Linked DNA regions of Homo sapiens: regions 1, 3 and 4 are each linked to region 2. A link is a contact called in ENCODE Hi-C or POLR2A ChIA-PET data. All regions are on one chromosome and are shown on one strand. The core of a region is the stretch at or near the end of the contact, and the rest is flanking DNA. Distances in the headings are between cores, read along the strand shown.

What was found. Hi-C counts contacts between places; a loop is a spot of excess contacts on that map. ChIA-PET counts read pairs that join two places held with the same protein, here RNA polymerase II (POLR2A). Pooled maps may share reads with other maps.
Region 1: a loop to region 2 is called in a pooled map, with 5 times the contacts of the local background. The contact joins the promoter of PLXDC1 here to the promoter of MED1 in region 2. A Hi-C loop is called at or near these places in 1 of 168 maps with a recorded cell type or tissue (naive thymus-derived CD4-positive, alpha-beta T cell), 1 of 37 single-sample maps with no recorded cell type and 10 of 50 pooled maps. POLR2A ChIA-PET finds 5 or more read pairs at or near these places in 7 of 52 experiments (A549, A673, CD8-positive, alpha-beta memory T cell and 3 more).
Region 3: a pooled map shows a loop between it and region 2 (2.7-fold over the local background). The contact joins the enhancer-like site here to the promoter of MED1 in region 2. A Hi-C loop is called at or near these places in 4 of 50 pooled maps. POLR2A ChIA-PET finds 5 or more read pairs at or near these places in 7 of 52 experiments (OCI-LY7, PC-9, activated CD4-positive, alpha-beta T cell and 2 more).
Region 4: a loop to region 2 is called in a map of OCI-LY7, with 4 times the contacts of the local background. The contact joins the enhancer-like site here to the promoter of MED1 in region 2. A Hi-C loop is called at or near these places in 5 of 168 maps with a recorded cell type or tissue (CD4-positive, alpha-beta memory T cell, OCI-LY7, ascending aorta and 2 more), 8 of 37 single-sample maps with no recorded cell type and 16 of 50 pooled maps. POLR2A ChIA-PET finds 5 or more read pairs at or near these places in 6 of 52 experiments (A549, HEK293T, WTC11 and 3 more).

Annotation. Positions count from the first base shown.
Region 1 is chr17:39,148,065-39,153,085 of GRCh38, reverse strand. It overlaps PLXDC1 (plexin domain containing 1), which reads left to right and starts at 1,449. Exons shown (of 14, transcript NM_020405.5): 1 at 1,449-1,724. The coding sequence starts at 1,649.
Region 2 is chr17:39,448,084-39,453,084 of GRCh38, reverse strand. It overlaps MED1 (mediator complex subunit 1), which reads left to right and starts at 1,822. Exons shown (of 17, transcript NM_004774.4): 1 at 1,822-2,047. The coding sequence starts at 2,023.
Region 3 is chr17:39,771,004-39,776,269 of GRCh38, reverse strand. All of the region lies in intron 7 of IKZF3 (IKAROS family zinc finger 3), which reads left to right. Among named protein-coding and RNA genes, the nearest start is that of GRB7, 36 kb to the right of the region's middle. RefSeq lists an enhancer at 3,549-3,608. Within about 2 kb of position 2,020, at least 4 of the 41 ENCODE cell types and tissues checked have a DNase peak (open chromatin) inside an H3K27ac peak, as active enhancers do; they include OCI-LY7, where a contact is called at or near this core.
Region 4 is chr17:39,751,752-39,756,452 of GRCh38, reverse strand. No RefSeq gene overlaps it. Among named protein-coding and RNA genes, the nearest start is that of GRB7, 16 kb to the right of the region's middle. RefSeq lists enhancers at 173-482, 893-942 and silencers at 1,433-2,162, 2,303-2,352, 2,393-2,532. Within about 2 kb of position 2,157, at least 35 of the 41 ENCODE cell types and tissues checked have a DNase peak (open chromatin) inside an H3K27ac peak, as active enhancers do; they include OCI-LY7 and ascending aorta, where a contact is called at or near this core.

The DNA.
Region 1 (5,021 bases), core at 200-2,699, 300 kb after region 2:
CGCAGGACAAGAGGGTTGTGGCTCGTCACGTGGCCACTTGAGGGCAGCAAGTAGCTGCAGCTGGAGGTAGCTGCCTATCTGATTCTGTTTGAGAGTCCGCCAAGTTGGGATTTAAATTAGACATCAAGAAGAATTTACAGACCGGCCTTGCCTTGTTCCACGGTAAGGGGACATTGGGTTTAGGGCTGGAGGAGGTAGTCTCTGGGACTCTGGGCCCGGCGGAAGGAGGAACCGGCGTTCTAAGAGATTAGAGAGCCTTTAGTTGTTTCCTTTCTTAGGTGTTTTTTTTTCTTTTCTTTTCTTTTTTTTTTTTTTAACCTCAGTGCCACGGAATCCGTCTCTTCCAGCCCACAGTGTACCTTCTCCTGTCCCCGCCCATATCCCTCCTCCTGGAAAATTTCTCCAATGGCGCTCAGCGTTCGCACCCTTCCTCTCCGCGGTTTTCTAGTCCCTAGGCCCCAGCCCACTAGAAGCCAGGATGCCCCCTCACCCCGTCTCCCACTCTCCAGCGCCCCAGCTCCTTGCCGTCACAAGAACGAAGTAGGTCAGGGGAGGGAAGAGGCATCTTCGTGTCCTGACCTGATTCCTTGCCGTCTATTAAATATCCTACATTGCGGGTATTTTTATTCTGTCCTGGAAGAAAAAATAAAAAGATTATCTATCCCCAGAGCCTGTCAGAAGGTGGTGACAGGTGGGGTGAGCCATTTCCTCGTCTGGGGCTGGCTCTGAAGATTGATTGGGTCTGGCCCTGAGTAGGCCTGGAGGCCCCAGAGAGGCAGGAGGCCTGGGTTACCTACTCGTGGGGAGGGGTCCAGACTGTTGCAGAGTAAGGGGTAGCCAGGCCCCCTCCACCCTCACGTCTGCTAGGCTTGGGGGGCAAATCGGTGCTGGAAATGGGGGGTGGAGGGATAAGGTGGAGTCATGGAAGGGGGGTGGGATTCAGGCCCCTCTTGGGGAGAAAAGCTGGGGGTCTTTGCTGCAGGGGGAGATTTCTGGGGGTGGGGGCTGGAGGACAAAGCATCAGAGACGCACAGAATTCCGAAGAACAGCTCAGGAAGTCGCAGAGCTTGGAGGAGCTGGGGGCGGGGAACAGTCAGGGGCCCGTGACCCAGGGATGGGGCGCCTGTCCCTTCCAGGGGTCCAGTCCTCGGGCCTTCTCTCTGCAGCTTTCCCGGCGGAACGGAGGAGGGAAAGGGAGCCAGGAGCTCAGTGAGGAGCGCGGGGCGGCTGATGCTTCTAGGGGTTCTCTCAGCCCGAGGGGCTCCCGCCCTGTCCCCTACTCTGCACCCCTTGCCTTGGGAGCGGCTGCAGAGCTCTAGGGGAGCGCTCCGTTAGGGCTGAGGGCAGGCGCCGGGAGAGCCCCCAACGACGCCGCGCCCCCCGCCCCGCCCCCTGCCCCAGCTCCCCCCCACCCCCACCGACCCAGCGGCCCCCCCAGCTCCCCGCCTGCTCCCGGAGGCCGCAGCCTCCAGCTCCGCTCGCGCTCTCGCCGCTCCTGCCGGCTCGCCCGGCCCCGCGCTCCGCCGTCTCCTCGCCGCCCGCCCCTCCGCCAGCCCCGGGGACCGCGCGGCCGCAGCCTGAGCCAGGGCCCCCTCCCTCGTCAGGACCGGGGCAGCAAGCAGGCCGGGGGCAGGTCCGGGCACCCACCATGCGAGGCGAGCTCTGGCTCCTGGTGCTGGTGCTCAGGGAGGCTGCCCGGGCGCTGAGCCCCCAGCCCGGAGCAGGTAGGACTGGCGGGAGCCGGCCCGGGTGGGCCGGGGGCGGGGAGGGACGGGCAGTCAGGTGTGGGCATGGGCAGGTGTGGACGGCCTGGCGATGTCCGCGAGGGGGGCATTGTCCGCAGGAGGCCAGGAGAGCTGTGGGCTGTGGGCAGGTGGATAGGGACCCCACTTTCCCAAACACATAGGGTGTGTGAGTGACGGTGGAGACACCGATGCCCGGACCTCTCCTTCTCTCCTGGAAGGATACTGGAGGGACCTTAGGAGAGGGGGCTCTATGTGGCCATGGGCTCTGAAAGGGGACAGCGGGAGAGTCATCAGGACCCCTGATCACCCCAGGCAAGGCTGAATTCTGATGAGATGGGAGCCTGGGGAGGCCCCTGCCCCAGCCATGCCTTCTTTTCCTCTTCTCTGCCACACCCCCGACCCCAAAGCTGATCCAGGCTAGGGATAGGTGGGAGCAGCCAGGGGGATGGTGGGGACACAGCGTCTCTGCCTGGGAAGGCAGCAGCCATTCGGTCACCTTCCCTTGCCTATTTGGTGTCAGTAGAGAGGCAGTGGGCCCAGGAAGAAGCAACTTGCTGCTTCTGCACCCCCAGCCTCAAGAGTCCCCCTCCTCACACCTGCTCCCATTTGCCCTGGCAGCCTTTGGCTTTCAGCTACTCTGGCTCTAGATGGGGCACTGGGGTAGGGGGTGGAGGGAGGCGTCCCATTCTGCACACTCCTCTTCCCCCCTACCAGTTCTCCAAACTCATCTCTCCCACCTGGAAGTCCTTTCTGAGATCTACCTGGAATCCCTCATGGTATAATTTTCATAGTCTCTGTTCTCCCCTAAGCACCTAGACTTTCTCTGGGGTTGGGGAGATGGGTAATTTGCAGCCTGGCCCCTCAGCAGAGATGATTAAGAAGATAGATACCTGTGCATCATTGGCATGGGTGCCCCTCAGGTGGGGTGAGGGAGGCGCTGTTGAGGTGAGTGCTGTGGTTGACCTGCTGTGTCTCAGGAGTGTGCTGGCACCAGGCACAGTGTCAGTGGCAATGTTCTTGACTTTAATGGTCCCAGCATGTAGCTGAGACAGACCTGGGTCCCTATTGAGAAGAAGAGTATGTTGGGGGTGGGAGGGGAAGGAGGCTGACAGTGGGAAGTATGGGCAGAGGGCAGTGGAGCTGACGAACCGAGAAGCTGCTGGTGAGAACCACCAATTTTCAGGGAGACCACACAGAGGGTGGCCAGAGACGTGGCTTCTAGTCCCGCCATCTCACTTGCTGTGTGACTTTAGACAAGTTACTTTCTCTCTCTGGACCTATTTTTGCATTTATAAAGTGAGGCTGTTGGCAAAATCTTTGACTCTTGTGCGTGGAATAATGAAGGATCTTTTATAATTGCCTTTCCTTTTCATATTTGTTAGGGTCTTTATGGGTAACTGATACTTTAAAAAAATCAAGGTAAACAGGAGAGAGTTGGATATGTTATGAATAATTTCTGGGCTCCTTTGAATCCTCAACCTGGTGTGATCTTCTGAACTCTGGGTGTAACAGAGTTTATGAGGGGAGGATCTGAACCTTTGGCTGGATTGTGTGAACCACGGAGAGGGCTGGGGAAGGGGGAATTGGGAGGTAACAAGGATGGGCTGGGAGATAGTGGCCAGACCCGGGCCTGGCTGAGGGCGGCCCCTTCAGAGTAGGGTTGGGGTAGTAGACGGTTGAGGAGACCAGGAAGAGTGGGGCAGGCAGAGACTTGAATCACTTCTCTAAGTAGAGGCTATCCTGTCTTCTTGGCTTTGACAGAGATTGAGCCAGGAGAAATGCACTTTTTCTGCAGCAGGAGGGATAGAGGTTAGACTTAAGGAATCTGTAAGAAGCCAGAGGCGGCAGCTGTTGACTCCCAGTCCGGTGCCCTTTTCACAGGCCAGGTGGGATTTCACAGGCAGGAGGACCTATGAGGAGGAAGCGGGTGTCTGGGGAGGCCAGATGTAGGAGAAGGACGTTCTGGGGGAGAGTTGCTAAGGAGGGGCAGCCTGACCTGATTGATGGCGGAGTTGTTGTGACCAGTGGAAGGGCAGCTGGGAGCAGGACCTGAAGAGATGCTAGCATCCTTCCCCAAGGCTCTGGGTTTGTGGGGCTGGTGGGGGGCCTTGGGAAGTAGCTGAGATCTCCCCTCGCTCCTGATGGACAGGCTTGTTTGGTAGAGCCTTGAAACCTCATCTATCATTAGAACAGCAGCAGCAGAGAGATGAGTGGCCCAAAGACAGAGTCAGACAGCAGGGGAGACCAGGATGACAGACAGGAAAATGGCCTTGGGGTGCAGAGCAGGGGCCCAGGGAACTGACAGTCTGGTCAGATGGAACCAGAGGTGCATATGACAGATAAAGAAGAGGCAGCGAGAGTTGGCATCCTGGCCTGGGAGTCCTGCAGGAGGCCAGGCTCAATACCAACTACTGGTGACCCTGACAGCTTCCTCCTTTCTCTGAGGAAGGTTTCCCCGTCTATAAAATGGGGGCTTGCACCAGTCACGGTGGCTCATGCTTGTGATCCTAACACTTTGGGAGGCTGAGGTGGGAGGATAGCTTTAGACCAGGAGTTTGAGACCAGCCTGGGCAAAATAGTGAGACCCCATGTCTATAAATGATTTAGGCCAGGCAGGGTGGCTCATGCCTGTAATCCCAGCACTCTGGGAGGCCGAGGCCGGCGGATCACCTGAGGTCAGGAGTTTGAGACCAGCCTGGCTAACATGGTGAAACCCCGTCTCTACTAAATATACAAAAATTAGTATATTTAGTATTGTTATTAATATTATTAATATTAGTATATTAGTAAAAATTAGCCAGGCGTGGTGGTGCATGCCTGTAATCTCAGTTACTCAGGAAGCTGAGGCAGGAGAATAGCTTGAACCCGAGAGGCAGAGGTTATAGTGAGCTGAGATCGCACCACTGCACTCCAGCCTGGGCAACAGAGTAAGACTCTGTCAAAAAAAAAAATTAAAATTAAAATAAAAAATTAGCTGGGCATGGCGGTGTGCGCCTGTAGTCCCAGGTACTCGGAAGGCTGAGGCAGGAGGATCGTTTGAGCCCAGGAACTGGAGGCTGCAGTGAGCTATGATCATGCCACATAGTGAGGGCAGCATAACGAGGTCCCATCTTTTTTTAAAAAAAGGAGGGAAGGAGGTTGGACCAGATTGTCTCTAGGGCTCCAACAACCTGAGACTAAAATGCGAACTTATGGAGGTCAGGCAGCCCCTCCCTCATCCCACCATCTTCTCTAGCTCTCCCCAGATTCACCCCTTAACCCACTCCAGCTGCCGTC
Region 2 (5,001 bases), core at 573-3,072:
CCCGGATTGAAGCGATTCTCCTGCCTCAGCCTCCCCAGTAGCTGGGATTACAGGCATGTGTCACCACACCCGGCTAATTTTTTGTATTTTTAGTAGAAATGGGGTTTCACCATTTTGGCCAGGCTGGTCTCGACCTCCTGATCTCAAGTACCTGCCTCAGCCTCCCAAAGGACATTGCTCTCTTATCTTCTAGAGTAGAACTTTTCCAATGGTGTCTCTCATCTGCATTTTCAGATGACAAATGATAACTTCTCATTCCATTCTGTAACCAGAAGTTAGTAAAGTTTATTTATAAGCTTTATAAAGTTAAAAATTTCCTAGCAACACTTAGTACAGACTTTTTTTTTTATTTGTATAGAGTTTCCATGATAAAGTGTAGTTGGGTATCTGGCATTGGTACTTAGGGCATAATAATTAATGAAAAAATTTTGAGCCCCTATGATTATAGTGACCAATCATATTTTCGGAACTCTAAATAAGATTAGCCTATCAAGCGCTAGGGTTGTGTTTTCATGTTTGTTTATTTGTCTGAGACAGAGTCTTGCTCTGCCACCCAGGCTGGAGTGCAGTAGCATGATCTCGGCTCACTGCAACCTCTGCCTCCCAGGTTCAAGCGCTTCTCCTGCTTCAGCCTCCTGAGTAGCTCCGCGACCAGCCGTGTTTTCATGTTTGTATTAGCAGCTCCAAATATACACATATTAGGACTCCACAGATGCTTACTAAGTGAAGAACACTTAGTTTGAGGATAGTAAAGGATACAGTTTTTTCTTTTTGAGACAGTCTCACTCTGTCACCCAGGTTGGAGTGCAGTGACGCGATCTCTGCTCACTGCAACTTTCGCTTCACGGGTTCCAGAGATTCTCCTGCTTCAGCCTCCCGAGTAGCTGGGATTACAGGAGCGCACCACCACACCTGGCTAATTTTTGTATTTTTCGTAGAGACGGAGTTTTACCATGTTAGCCAGGCTGGTCTCAAACTCCTGACCTGATGATCCACCTACCTTGGCCTCCCAAAGTGCTGGGATTACAGGCATGAGCCACTGCGCCTAGCCAGAAATAGTTTTGAAACTAAAAAAATGAGAAAAGGGGAATTAACTGTGCTATAGGCTCGCTTTGAACGTCATGTTACAATGCGCCACTATCTTTCTTAGGATGTAATTATTGCATCTAGTATCTCAGGTTAAACTTATCTTTCATAAGACACTCCTGATACCAATAGCCTTTGAAAATCTAGTCATGGCCGGGTGTGGTGGCTCATGCCTGTAATCCCAGCACTTTGGGAGGCCGAGGCGGGCGGACAGCGAGGTCAGGAGTTCGAGACCAGCCTGGCCAACACGGCGAAACCCCGTCTCTACTAAAAATAGCTGGGCGTGGTGGCGGGTGCCTGTAATCCCAGCTACTCGGGAGGCTGAGGCAGGAGAATCGCTTGAACCCGGGAGGCGGAGGTTGCAGTGAGCCGACATCGTGCCATTGCACTCCAGCCTGGGCGACAAGAGCAAGACTCCATCTCAAAAAAAAAAAAAAAAAAATTAAAAAAAAAAGAAAAGCTAGTCTTTCAGTACAGGGATCTGGAGATTTTAATTTGCGAGCTGTTTAACTGCTAAAATAAAAAAAAAATGGCGGTTTCCGCAGGGGAGCCGAAAGCTACCGGCCGGCAGGTTTAATATCCAGCGGCGCGAGGCCTGAGACAGCTCAGATCAAAGGGAAGACTGCGCTGAAAGAAATCTCGCGAGGCCGACGCATTGACCAATATTCGCGAGATTTCGATGCCCTGTCCTCTTCCTCTCTCTGGCAGGACCACGGTTTATCTCGCGAATTTTGGGAAGTTCCGTTGGGGAAGATGGCGGCGGCCTCGAGCACCCTTCTCTTCTTGCCGCCGGGGACTTCAGATTGATCCTTCCCGGGAAGAGTAGGGACTGCTGGTGCCCTGCGTCCCGGGATCCCGAGCCAACTTGTTTCCTCCGTTAGTGGTGGGGAAGGGCTTATCCTTTTGTGGCGGATCTAGCTTCTCCTCGCCTTCAGGATGAAAGCTCAGGGGGAAACCGAGGGTAAGTGACTGTAGGGGAAAGGAGGGGGCGGGACACAACTGGGGGAGCCAGTTTGTGAGAGGAGGTTCTTGCAGATGTCCCATGGGGGCCACTTTAGGGGCATAGAGTCCAGGAGAGGGAATGTGTATTAGTTTTAGATTGTCACTATACCCTCCTTGGTGATTATAGAGCTTCGACTTTAGGGCGATGGGGACTCTCAACTTCTGTGAAGATTTCATGCTCGACTAGGGCACTTTTGGCCTAAAGTGGTGGGAGACGGGGCAAATGAATACAAAATCAGCTTACATCTCGTTCCAGAAGAGACGCCTGAATAAATTTAGGGCTGTGTGTAAACGTACTGGAGACTATTTTGGCATCAATGAAATGATTAGGTCCTTATATTTATTAGCAGCCAGCAGTTCTCTACAATGTCAAGTGTTCAGATCCTGTGCCATTGTGTATTTTTAAAGTGCGCTGAATTTCGTTCTTTTATTGACCGAACTACGAACTGCAGAAAAACAACTTTTCTGTGGAACTTTACTAAGATTTTCTAAAGTTCCACACTCCGGCTAAGATGCTGCCTTAGCATTTTGGGCATAGTTCTGTTGATACAGTGAACTGTGTTATTGTTTATCTTCTCCAGTTTCCTCTGAGCTTTGCAGATTAGAGTCCTTGCCTGATTATTTTTGTATAGTTTCTGGCACGTAATAGTCGCTCAAAAAGTGTTGGAGCATCGAAGTACAGATATTTATCAGCAGGTTTCTCAAGAAAAACAAAGAGTGTGTTTTGGAGCAGAGGTCGAAAGGTGAGGCCGGGAGCAGTGACTCACACCTGTAATCCCAGCGCTTTGGGAGGCTGCGGCTGGAGGATCCCTGGAGCCCAGGAGTTCGCGACCAGCCTGGGCAACATACTGAGGCCCTGTCTCTACAAAAAAAATAAAAAAATTGCCGGGCACTGTGGCTCACGCGTGTAATCCCAGCACTTTGGGAGGTTGAGGCGGGTGGATCACCTGAGGTTGGGAGATCGAGACCAGCCTGACCAACATGGAGAAAACCCGTCTCTACTAGAAATACAAAATTAGCCGGGCGTGGTGGTGAATGCCTGTAATCCCAGCTACCTGGGAGGCTGAGGTGGGAGGATTGCTTCAACCCAGGAGGTGGAGGTTGTGGTGAGCCAAGACTGCGCCATTGCATTCCTACCTGGGCTACAAGAGCGAAACTTCGTCTCAAAAAAAAAAAAAAAAAAAAAAGGCCGGGTGTGGTGGCTCACTCCTGTAATCCCAGCACTTTGGGAGGCTGAGGTGGGCGGATCACCTGAGGTTAGGAGTTCAAGACCAGACTGGCTAACATGGTGAAACCCTTTCTCTACTAAAAATACAAAATTAGCCAGGCACAGTGGCATGCCTGCAATCCCAGCTACTTGGTAGGCTGAGGCAGGAGAATCACCCAAACCCGGGAGGTGGAGGTTGCAGTGAGCCAAGATAGTGCCACTGGACTCCAGTCTGGGCAACAAGAGCAAAACTCCGTCTCAAAAAAAAAAAAAAAGAAAAAAAATTGAAAATAAATAAAATAAAAAATTAGCTCCAGGTAGTGGCTCAAGGCTGTAATCCCAGCACCTTGGGAGGCCGAAGCGGGCGAATCACTTGAGCCCACAAGTTGGAGACCAGCCTAGACAACCTGGCAAAAGCCTGTCTCTACAACAGATACAAAAATTAGCTAGGCATGGTGGCACAAGCCAGTAGTCCCAGCTACTTGGGAGGCTGAGGTGGGAGGATTACCTGAATCCTGTAGGTCAAGGCTCCAGTGAGCCAGAATCATGCCACTGCACTGTAACCTGGGCGACAGAGCGAGACCCTGTTTCAAGGGAAAATTAGCTATAGTCTCAGCTACTCTGAAGGCTGAGCTGGGAGGATCACTTGATCCTGGAGCATGGGAGGTTGAGGCTGCAATAGGCCTTGATTGTGCCAGTGCACTCAAGCTGGGGCTACAGAGTGATACTCTGTCTTAAAAAAAAAAAAGAAAAGAAAGATGTACTCCTTGGGTGCAAGGAGACAACAAGTGTAAAAATGGAAACTTCATGAAGTAGGAGTTTTTGTCTAGTTTGTTCATTGCTGTCTTTTTAGCATTTTCATTTATTTATTTATTTATTTGAGACAGAGTTTTGCTCTTGTTGCCCAGGTTGGAGTGCAGTGGCGCAATCTGGGCTCACTGCAACCTCCGCCTCCTGGGTTCAAGTGATTCTCCTGCCTCAGCCTTCCGAGTAGCTGGGATTACAGGCATGTACCACCAAGCCCGGCTAATTTTGTATTTTTAGTAGAGATGGGGTTTCTCCGTGTTGGTCAGGCTGGTCTCGAATTCCCAACCTCAGGTGATCCACCCGCCTTGGCCTCCCAAAGTGCTGGGATTACAGGCGTGAGCCACTCCGCCCAGCCAGCATTTTCATTTATTTTTTTTCTTTTTTTTAAATTTTCCTCTCTAGCCCAGTTCAATAACTTTTTTTTTTTTTTTTTTGACACAATGTCTCCCTCTGTTGCCTAGGATGGAGTAAGTGGTGTGATCAAGGCTCATCACTGAAGCTTCGACCTCCCAGGCTGAGGTGATCCTTCTGCCTCAGCCTCCAGAGTAGCTGGGGACTGACTACAGGCACATGCCAGGAGGCTTGGCTAATTTTTTTCTTTCTTTTTTTTTTTGAGACAGTGTTTCGCTCTGTTGCCCATGCTGGAGTGCAATAGTGTGATCTCGGCTCACTGCAACCTCTGCCTCCTGGATTCAAGCAATTCTCCTCCCTTAGCCTCCCAAGTAGCTGGGATTACAGGCATGCACCACCACATCTGGCTAATTTTGTATTTTCGGTAGAGACAGGGTTTGACACTCCAGCCTGGTCATCAAGAGTGAAACTTAGTCTTTAAAAAAAAAAAAAAAAAGGTGGATAGATAACAGTCCAGTGGTATGGTATTCCTTACATCAGACCCATAA
Region 3 (5,266 bases), core at 771-3,270, 320 kb before region 2:
GTTATGGGTTTTGTTTGTTGGTTTGTTTTGAGACGGGGTCTCACTGTACTGCCTAGGCTGGCGTGCTGTGGTGCAATCACAGCCTCAAACACCTGGGCTCAAGAAATCCTCCTACCCCAGCCTCCCAAGTAGCTGGAACTATGGGCACGCACCACCAGGCTCAGCTAATTTTTAAACTTTTTGTAGAGATAGAGTCTCCTCATGTTGCCCAGGCTGGTCTGGAGAAAGCTTTGACTCTAGAAATGGCTGAAGCCGACAAGAGGAGGGACATCATAGGGAGAGCTGGGCAAGAAAAAAATGTAAAGCGACTTCATTTCTTTCTTTCTTTCTTTTTTTTTTTTTTTTGAGACAGAGTTTCACTCTTGTCGCCCAGGCTGGGGTGCAATGGCGCGATCTCGGCTCACCGCAACCTCTGCCTCCTGGGTTCAAGCGATTTTCCTGCCTCAGCCTCCTGAGTAGCTGGGATTACAGGCATGCACCACCATGCCTGGCTAATTTTGTATTTTTAGTAGAGACAGGGTTTCTCCATGTTGGTCAGGCTGGTCTTGAACTCCCGACCTCAGGTGATCCACCCGCCTTGGCCTCCCAAAGTGCTGGGATTACAGGCGTGAGCCACTGCGCCCAGCTGTGACTTAATTTCAATCCAGTTGTGGTCAATGCATTTTGGTGTAAGACAACTAAAATTTGAGAGACAGTCCCTAGTATTTTCGGTTGCCCTAAACCTATAGTTGAACTAAAGCCCTACTTAATATAATAAAAGTTGCTTTGGTATTTCATGGGTTCAAAAATATAGCATGTTTCATATGTGCAAATTCATGCCATTTTGCCTGTTGCCTCGGGGATCTATTTCGTTTGTTTGCTACAATTGCAACCAGAGGATTTTCACTTCACTACTTCCAGACTTGTGAGAGATGCTGATCTTGTAGGTGTTGATTTCTCTCATCTTCTGAACCATCACATTCTCTCTGTGCTGGAATCAGAAACCTAGTAGAGTTAGCTCTTGATTGAGGTAGCAACTTCAGGGCTTCAGGGCCCAGAATAACTGGGGGAATTTTTTTTTTTTTTCGTAAGTTGTGTTGTAGTGCAATAAGAAGAGTACTGGATTAGAAGCTAAAAGACCCAGGTTCTGATCCTAGCTCTGTCATTTCTTAACTGTGTGTTTAGACCAATCACAGAACCTTTCTGGGCCTCTCTTTACTCATCTGTGAAATGAGGAGACTGAATAGGTGATGAAGTGACCAGGAAGTCTCCTCCCATGTACAAGTCTGTGAGATTAATTAGAAAAGAAATAAAAGGCAGCAATTATTGATACCACTGTGTGTTTAGAAAGCCCATGTGCGTAACTTCAGATAGCCTTTTTCTCAAGGCTATACAGATGTGGTGTTTATGCTATAAACCATATCCTAGGTTTTTAGAGTCTTTTTTGTTTTAGGAAGATGGTATAAATCTGAGAATCTAAAACACAGTCGCATTAGCCCGACATTCATGTGTTTTACTTAGGGCAGTACTACTTGTTCACTCACTTTTTTGTCCATTCATTCATCATACAGAAGGTTAAGAGTTCCTGTCATATATATGGTATTCTTGTTTTGGGCACTGTTCTAATCTTCTTGCATTAACTTATATCCTAAACTTTTGTTTGAAAGGTTTTTAAAAATTAAAAATAAAAGAAACCCCTTAAATTATTTAATTGAATCAACCTTTGTGATAGAAAATAGTAATGTCAACGGAGGGAGAAAGGAACATTATTTGTGACACTGTGCAGTGTATGAGATGAAGTGATGTAAAACATGGGGCTACTGTTTTCTCTCCATCTCCCCTCGCCTTGCCTCGCCTCACCTCACCTCTCCTCTCTTGTCCTCTTGTTCCCTCCCCTCCTCTTCCCTCCTCTCCTCCCTTCTCTTCTCCTCTTCTCTCCTTTCTCCTATATTTCCTCTCCAAGGCACTGTTTTTTGAAGATTCAGCTGCCAGGGTAATGGCAATGGGTAAGGTGTGAAGGAAGAGTGAGTCATTCCCTTTAATCCTTGCTGACAGTTGCACAGCACTCAGACCAGCCTTGACTTCCCTGACCTCTTGAACTGTGAGGGTAAAGGTGAAAATAGACCATCAGGTCAGCCCGCTGCTATCTCAGGCGGGCTGGCGATAATTACCAGTAGGGAGCATTTTGCATCCATTAGAGATGAACTGGGGAAGAGGGACAGATTGGATCAAGTCTAAATGTATTTTGAGACACAAACATGCTCTCAAGTTGGAGAAAAATATTTTTTTTTCTAATTCTCCAAGAAATTTTGTATGTCTTTGTTTCAAATGGGAAAAAAAAAAATGGACACACGTCCATCAGGAATCACCATCTTTACATTGTCAGAATAATTCTGTTTAAGTTGTTCTTTTCAAAGGACAAGAAGACCTTCCTTTGCACATACTGTCCTTTAGGGGATTTCCTTTCTCTGAATCTTGTTCTCCTGTTATAAACTTGTTTGACTACACTTCAAACTAGGCCATCCTCAAATACTTGGCTCAAAATGGATTTCTCTCTTGGATGCAGAAGAAAAATGACTACATTTCTGCATATTTCTCCTGATTTTTATTCTTTCCCAAAAAAACAGATGTTATTCAGACCAAAGTGGTTACCATAGCATCTCCTTATTTTAAAAGTTTTATGTATTACTTTATTAAAGGAAGTTTTCATAACGAAAAGAACATGAAAAAAAGATCTCACTCACCTGTGGTAAACATGTTAATGAGGTTTTGACACTTCAACAAACCATCGGATCTCCCTGTGAAGTAACTAATGAGAAATTGCCTGCTTTGGTTAACAGCAACAGGAAGCAGTTTTAATACCTGTTTCTAAGAGAAAAAAAAGTATTTTTCCAACCCCTTCCCAAAGGCCTGATGTCCATAATCCTGTAAGCATTACAATGTCATAGTATTTTTGGGCTATTAGGAACCACCAGTGAGGCTCTTTTACCATGGAAGGAAGGAGGATCAGAGAGGTGGAGTGACACAGCTGGCAGGTGACAGAGCAGCGCCAGACCTCGGCCTATAAGGCACTGCAGTCCAGGCCCTTCCTTCCCCAGGAGGTGACCAAGAGCAGTGCATGTCATGCGCGGGGCTTTGGACAGCAAGGAGTCTGGTCATTGAAAGTTGGTGGGAGAGGCCAGGTGCAGTGGCTCACACCTGTAATTCCCCACTTTGGGAGTCCTAAGCAGGTGGATCACTTGAGGTCAGGAGTTCAAGACCAGCCGGGCCAATATGGTGAAACCCTATCTCTACTAAAAATACAAAAATTAGCCAGGTGTGGTGGTGGGTGCCTGTAATCCCAACTATTTGGGAGGCTGAGGCACAAGAATCACTTGAACCCAGGAAGCAGAAGTTGCAGTAAGCCGAGATCGCACCAGCTTGGGCAACAGAGCAAGACTCTGTTTCAAAAACAAAAAAGAAAATTGATAGGAGGAAAAAAACCCTTGAAGAAGGGCAATTGTTCTCCCTCAAGGGTGATTCTCTTTAGAAAAGAACAGTCTTCCCTGGTGACTCCATGAGAACAGATGACATCCACACAGCACTTCCCAGTGTCTCACAGAGGACAAAGACTTCTGCAGCAACCAAATGTGGTCTCCAGCTCAGCTTTCCCCAGTGCCACCCCCACAGCTCTCTCTGTTCTTTCCTCCTTCCTGTTTCTTCTTGTTCTCTGGCTCCCCTCTGTTTTCCACCTCCTGCAAGAAGTGTTAGTTTCACTTAGGTTGAGATCAGAGCCATGATGATGGTTGGATATTCTATTTTCCTGCCTTTTTTGTTCATTTGCTTTTGGATGTGTGCTGATAGTAAGAGTGAGGGATAACACTTGTGGGAAATTATATGACGCAGCAGCAAACACATTTAAGTGACTTGAAGAACTTTAAGACTTAAGACCTGAATATTTCACCTTACCCCATCATGGTGACTCTAAATATTGGATTTCTGTTATTTTTCTAAAGGTTCGATCATTTTGCCCCCCTCTTCAAAAAAACCTTTCAATGGCTCCCAGTGGAATCAAATCTAAACCATTCAGTCAGGCCTTCTGAGCCCTCCACAATCTGTCTTCAACTTACCTCTTCTAATTTTATCATTTCAGCCAACCAGTCCTTTACTTCAGCCACAATGAACTCCTCCTCCCTCTTCTGTGTAATATCTCACTCTTGTCTGAATGGCCTCCCTCACATCTGCCCTTAAAATACACATTGTAGGCCAGGCACAGTGCCTCATGCCTGTAATCCCAGCACTTTAGGAGACCAAGGTGGGAGGATCACTTGAGCTCAGGAATTTGAGACCGGCCCAAGCAACATAGTGAAACTCTGTCTCTGAAAAAAAAAAAAAAATCAAAAACCTAGCCAGGTGTGGTGGCATGGGCCTGTGGTCCCAGCTACTTAGGGGGCTGAGGTGGGAGTATCACTTGAGCCCAGGAGGTTGAGGCTGCAGTGAGCTGTGATCACGCCACTGCAATCCCACCTGAGCAACAGAGTGAGACCTTGTCTCAAAAATAAAAAATAAAAAGAAGCACACATTGTCCACATTCCCACACCCCTGTGTTCTCTCTCTGCTCCATCCTCCCTCTGCACTCCAGGCGAGTTTACTAGTCTGCTTCTTATTATAGATATGACTGTCTCCACCACCGTCACTACCACCACCTCTGATTTCAAGGAGACTTTAAAGAATAGATGAATCTTTGCCCCATATTAAGTGTGGCATATTTGAGAAGTAATTCAGTTTTCTCTTTCCACTCTCTTGGCTACTCTATGTTTTGTTCTACCATGTAGCATTAAGGATACTGATTTGTCATGAAATGATGTACATGCTGCATCTCCTCTAGTGGATTGCAATTTTGTTGTATTCCTCAAATCACCTAACCATGGTGCTAAGCAAATAATGGGAATAGAGTGCTTACACATGCCTGGCACTGCTAAGCACTTTATAGATATCATAACAACTCTGCACAGCATATACTTCTTGAGTGCATGTGCTGGTCCATGTGGAAAAAGCAGTTGCTGCCACTAAGCCCCCTTTCCCTCTGCTATGGGAACCATCACAGCAGAAAACCTGAAGTCACTGCTGGTGGTGGGGCTGTGCAGCCATGGGCAAGGTAGCAGCCAGGAAACATCAGTTAACACTCAAACATATACTGGGATATGTGGGCTCTTGGATTACATCCTGGTTCTCTGTTCACCAACTGGGCAATCTTGGAAAGTGAATCAAACTGTTTGTGCTTTAGGTTCTTCATCTAAGAGATGAT
Region 4 (4,701 bases), core at 908-3,407, 300 kb before region 2:
AGGGCAGGCAGGGGGAAAGGACCTAGCTTCCTGCCCTCATCTCCTGTCCCTCAGAATCCAGGGTCTGAGGAAGAGTGGAGGTCACAACTCCAGGAAGACCAGAAACACTGGCCCAAGGGATGGTGGAGGGGCACATTCGGCCCAGGCCACAGTTCGGGCTGTGGAGCATTCCGGGATCAGACAGTTGTTTGCATAAAAGCCAAAAGCCACTGCACCTGGGGTGGGGAGGCCCTCTGGGGAGGTGCTCCCTGGCTTAGGGGAGAGGGGGGAAGGAAGGTGTCATGGAAAGTCCCTGAAGGACACGGGGTGTTGAATTTGCTGTGGTTTTGTTTTTAACTCTGTCTTGACCTGTGAAGTAGGCAGCTGCCTCCCTTCTCCGCAAATAACAGATCTTCCCCCAGAATAACACACATACCCAAGGAAAGGGCTGCAGTGGAAAGGCCTGCGGGTGATGGCAGCTACCCCCCTTCCCCAGGAGTGAGGGGGCAGGAAGCCCCAGAACAGCCTTTCCCATCACCTCGCCTCTCCACCCCAGTACCCTGGCCCCCTGGCCCAGAAGAGCTGCCTAGGCAAATAAACCACAGCACTGGGGGTGGTGGTGGATGGGAACTAGGGGGGCGATGCCACCTCCTCCCCCGGGCTTGTCCTTCCACCGCCCAATCCCCATCCCACCCCCACTGGAATTGCATTCTCAGTGTCTCACTGAGAATGTCTCACTCACAGACCTCAGCTGCCCCGCTAGACTCCTGGGGAGCTGTGTGTCTCTTTGCGTGTGCGTGTCTGTCTCCATGTGTGCCTGTCTCTCTCCTTGCATGTCTGTCTGTGTGTGTCTGTGTATCTGTGTGTGTGCGCGCGTGCACGTGTCTCGTGTGTGTGTGTTTGTGTGTGTTGAGGGAAAGCAGGCTGAGTCAGTGAATCCAGCAAAGCTCTGAAGTCCCAAGCAAAAGACAGTCGCAGACTCCCGCAACTATTTGGAGTCCTGGTTCCAATCCCAGCCCTCTCCCTCTCGGGATGAGCCCAGACACTTGACTTCCCCTTCTGGGCGTTGATTTTCCCCAGAGTCAGGGATCTCTGAAGGGCCTTCCAGCTGGTACTCCTAAGACAGGCCTCAACCTCACTGCACCAGCCGGGCTCCAGGTCTTCCCTCTCTCTCCTCTCCTCACTGGACGCTGGAGCTAGAGTAATAGTGGCCGGGCCCTGACTCTCTCAAGATGTCATTTTCCTAACTGTTCTATCAAATTCCAATCCTGGACCCCAGGGGTAGGGGACAGGATCCCCTCACCTGTGGAATTATAGGAGGCTCGGAATAACGCGCGCTGAGGCTGGGTCTGAACCCCCGGCCCCCGCCCTTTCTCAGGTTCTCCTCTTAATTCTGCGTGGACCCAGACCCCAGATTCCCGGCTAGGGTGCCTGGGAGAGGAAAGGGAGGCCGGCGGAGAGGGGGCAGGGGTGCGGCGCGCGGTGGGAGTGAGGGGGGTGTGAGGGGAGGGGCAGCTGCACTTCTGAGAAACAGCTCGGCGTCTCAGCAGCCCGCAGCCTAACCCCCTGCCTGCGGCTTCACAGCTCCCTCCTCCCGCCGCCCACGCCGCTCGGGGCCTCTCCGGGGGTCGGCAGCCCCGGCGGAGACGGTGTCTGCTGGGGAGGAGCGGCAGCTCGGGGGACAGCAAAGTGGAACCCATGGGGGGTGGGAGTGGACATGGAGGAAAGCGTGGGTCGCGTGACACCCCAGGAGTGAAAGGCCTCCCCTCATCGGGGTCCCGAGCGCCGGATCTCGGCGTGCCCGCGTGTTCCCCCGCTGCCCCCGCGCTGTCCTATCACAGCCCGAGCAGGATCCAGAAGTGAAACTGCCCGGGTCACAGCCCAGCGCCGCTGCTGCACCCCGCCCCGCCCTTCCGGGCACTGCCGCTGCGCAGGATCTCCCGGCGCTCGGGCGCCTGCGGGGAGGAAACGGGGGAGGGGCAGGGGAAGTGCCCCCGCGGGCATCTGCAGCGCGCGGCCGCTCTCCTCCGGGGTGCCCGCGCGTAACCGGGGTGGGAACCTCGAGAGACAGGAGCCCCGGAGGCCTGGCCGCGGCGACCGCACTTCCCGCGACGGCCGCTGGGTGTCACTGCAGCCGCGCGGCTGAATCGGCTCGGCGCCTGCGGGAGTGGGGGACGGTGGGACGCCGGGACTAGGCCGTCGCGCTGCACGCCAGTCTCGCCTGCCCGCGCCTGGAGGCTCCGCGACGCTGGGATGCGGCGCCCACACCTTCCTCCACCCGCCTGGCCAAGGAAGCACCTCCCGCCTCGCCCACAGACTCGCAGCGAGGCCCGGACTAAGCAACGCCCCGGGGCGACCGGCTCGTTGCTGCGGCGCCACGCAAGCCACGAAACCGATGGCGCGTCCCCTCGTGGGGCCGAGTTCAAAGAGCCGCGACCCCGACGCGCGCCCCCTGGCGAAGCCGGCGGCCTTCCCTCCGCAGAGGCACGAGGGGCCGCCACGACGGAGGGTGGCTCGGTGGAGCCTGGCGCCCGTCGGCCCCGGCGCGCGCATGCGACTTGGGTGGTGGCGGAAGGGCGGGCGGCGGGGCAGATCGCCTCAGGCACCGGCCCAGAACGGCTGAGAGACGGGTCCCCCGTGTATCCTCCCCTACCCCAACCTGGCCTGACAAGTGTGGGATCCAGCCTTACCCAGCCACCCCCTGGCCCCAACACTAAGTTCCTCCAGTAGATGTGTGGGGCAGGGTGCCTCAGCCTGGGAGGAAGGAACCCTCCCTTGGGAGGCCAAAGCGGGAGGATCACTTGAGGTCAGGAGTTTGAGATCAGTCTGGCCAACATGGCAAAACCCCGTCTACTAAAAATACAAAAATTAGCTGGGCGTGGTGGCGCACGCCTGTAATCCCAAACTACTCAAGAGGCTGAGGCAGGAAAATCGCTTGAACCCAGGGGGTGGAGGTTGCAGTGAGCTGAGATCAGCCACTGCACTCCAGCCTGGGCAACAGAGTGAGACTGTAAAAAAAAAAAAAGAGAGAGCGAGAGAGAGATCCCTGGAATCTTTTGGGAAATTGGGGTAGTGCCAGTAGGAATGCCCTGGAGGACAGGACTCAGGGCATGGGAGTTGGGCAGGTGAATGCGGATGACCGTGCCTGTTGGTCACAGCTGTGTGAGGGTGCGGGTGGCCCGTTCCATCCCTGCTTACAGCTTCCCCTCCAACTCCAAGGTCACAGGGCCCAGTTCCACTACCCAGACCCTAAGGAGATCCACGTGGTTGTCCTGAGGGGGTGGTTTCTGCCTTCCAATCTCCCTCAGTCTGCCCCAAACCACCCTAAAATAAACCTAATCCAAGTAAGAACAAAGTGCTTACAACAAAAATGCAGCTCCAGGCCCGGCGCGGTGGCTCACACCTGTAATCCCAGCACTTTGGGAGGCTGAGGCGGGCGGATCACATGAAGTCGGGAGTTCGAGACGAGCTTCACCAACGTGGATAAACCCCATCTCTACTAAAAATACAAAATTGCTGGGCGTGGTGGTGCATGTCTGTAATCCCAGCTACTTGGGAGGCTGAGGCAGGAGAATTGCTTGAACCCAGGAGGTGGAGGTTGCGGTAAACCGAGATCACACCATTGCACTCCAGCCTGGGCCACAGAGCGAAACTTGTCTCAAAAAAAACACAAAAACAAAAAAAGCGAAACAAAAAAAACTCCAGCTAAACAGCCCCCCCAGGTGCCCATCAAAGAAAAACTTGCCCCTTCCTTGGGGTAGATGCAGCCGTGTGAGAGGGTGTCAGATGACATCATAACTCAACCCACATGGGATTGAATTTCAGGCCTCATCCCCATTTCCCCACACCGCCCCTTCTTGTATGGTGAACTTCGAGAACGCTTGTGGAGCAGCCTCAGCCCGCCCTCCCCACACCCCAGGATCGCCCACACCCCCAGGCTCTGGAGTCCAGTCTGCAACATCCAACTCCCCCAGGATCTAACTCCTTCTTTTCTCTCCTCCCCCAACTCAACTGAGAGCTCAGAGTCGTTTGTCCTAATTGCCACTGCATACTCCCCCTCAAGTCCCAAAGCTGAGGTTCTGCCAACAGCACAGGACAGGAAAGCAGTCTGCAGACGCCCCACCACTGTGCGAGTTGGACCAAGCCCTGACCTCTCTGGGCCCTCTTTCTATCTGTTGGACCAGATCAGTACTTCACTGGTTCAAGCCTTTTTCCTGAATATACCATAAGGCTCAAGTTCCAGATAGAAAGGCAATGCATCCCCCATCACCACCCCAACCTGCCCCTCAAGCCCCTGCCAGAACCCTTGGGCTCTGGGAAGGAGTTAGAAAACTGCTTATGTGGATAGTTTGGAAGAAAGAATCCTTCCAAGTGGCTTTGGGCTCCCCTGTCTGTGTCCTGTCCTTCCTCTCTTCATCCCTCATCAGGGTGCCTGGCACTGGGGCCCAAGGAAGGAGCCAGGCAGGGTCCCTGACCTGATGTTGAACCCTTGGGCCTGTCCACCACCCGTGAACTTGGATGTTGCAGAACTGGCCAGGGCTTTGTCTGGATGCCCCGCCCAGGGAGGTGGGCTCCCCTGGAATCATGCCCACCCCCATCCCAGAGTCCAGAGCGTTGGCAGCAGTCCTCCCTCCCCTCCACACTTGAGCAGGCAGGGAGGCCAACATTGTAGCCACACCCTCCACAGAACCCCTACCCTAAAGGCCCATGGTGCTGCCAAGG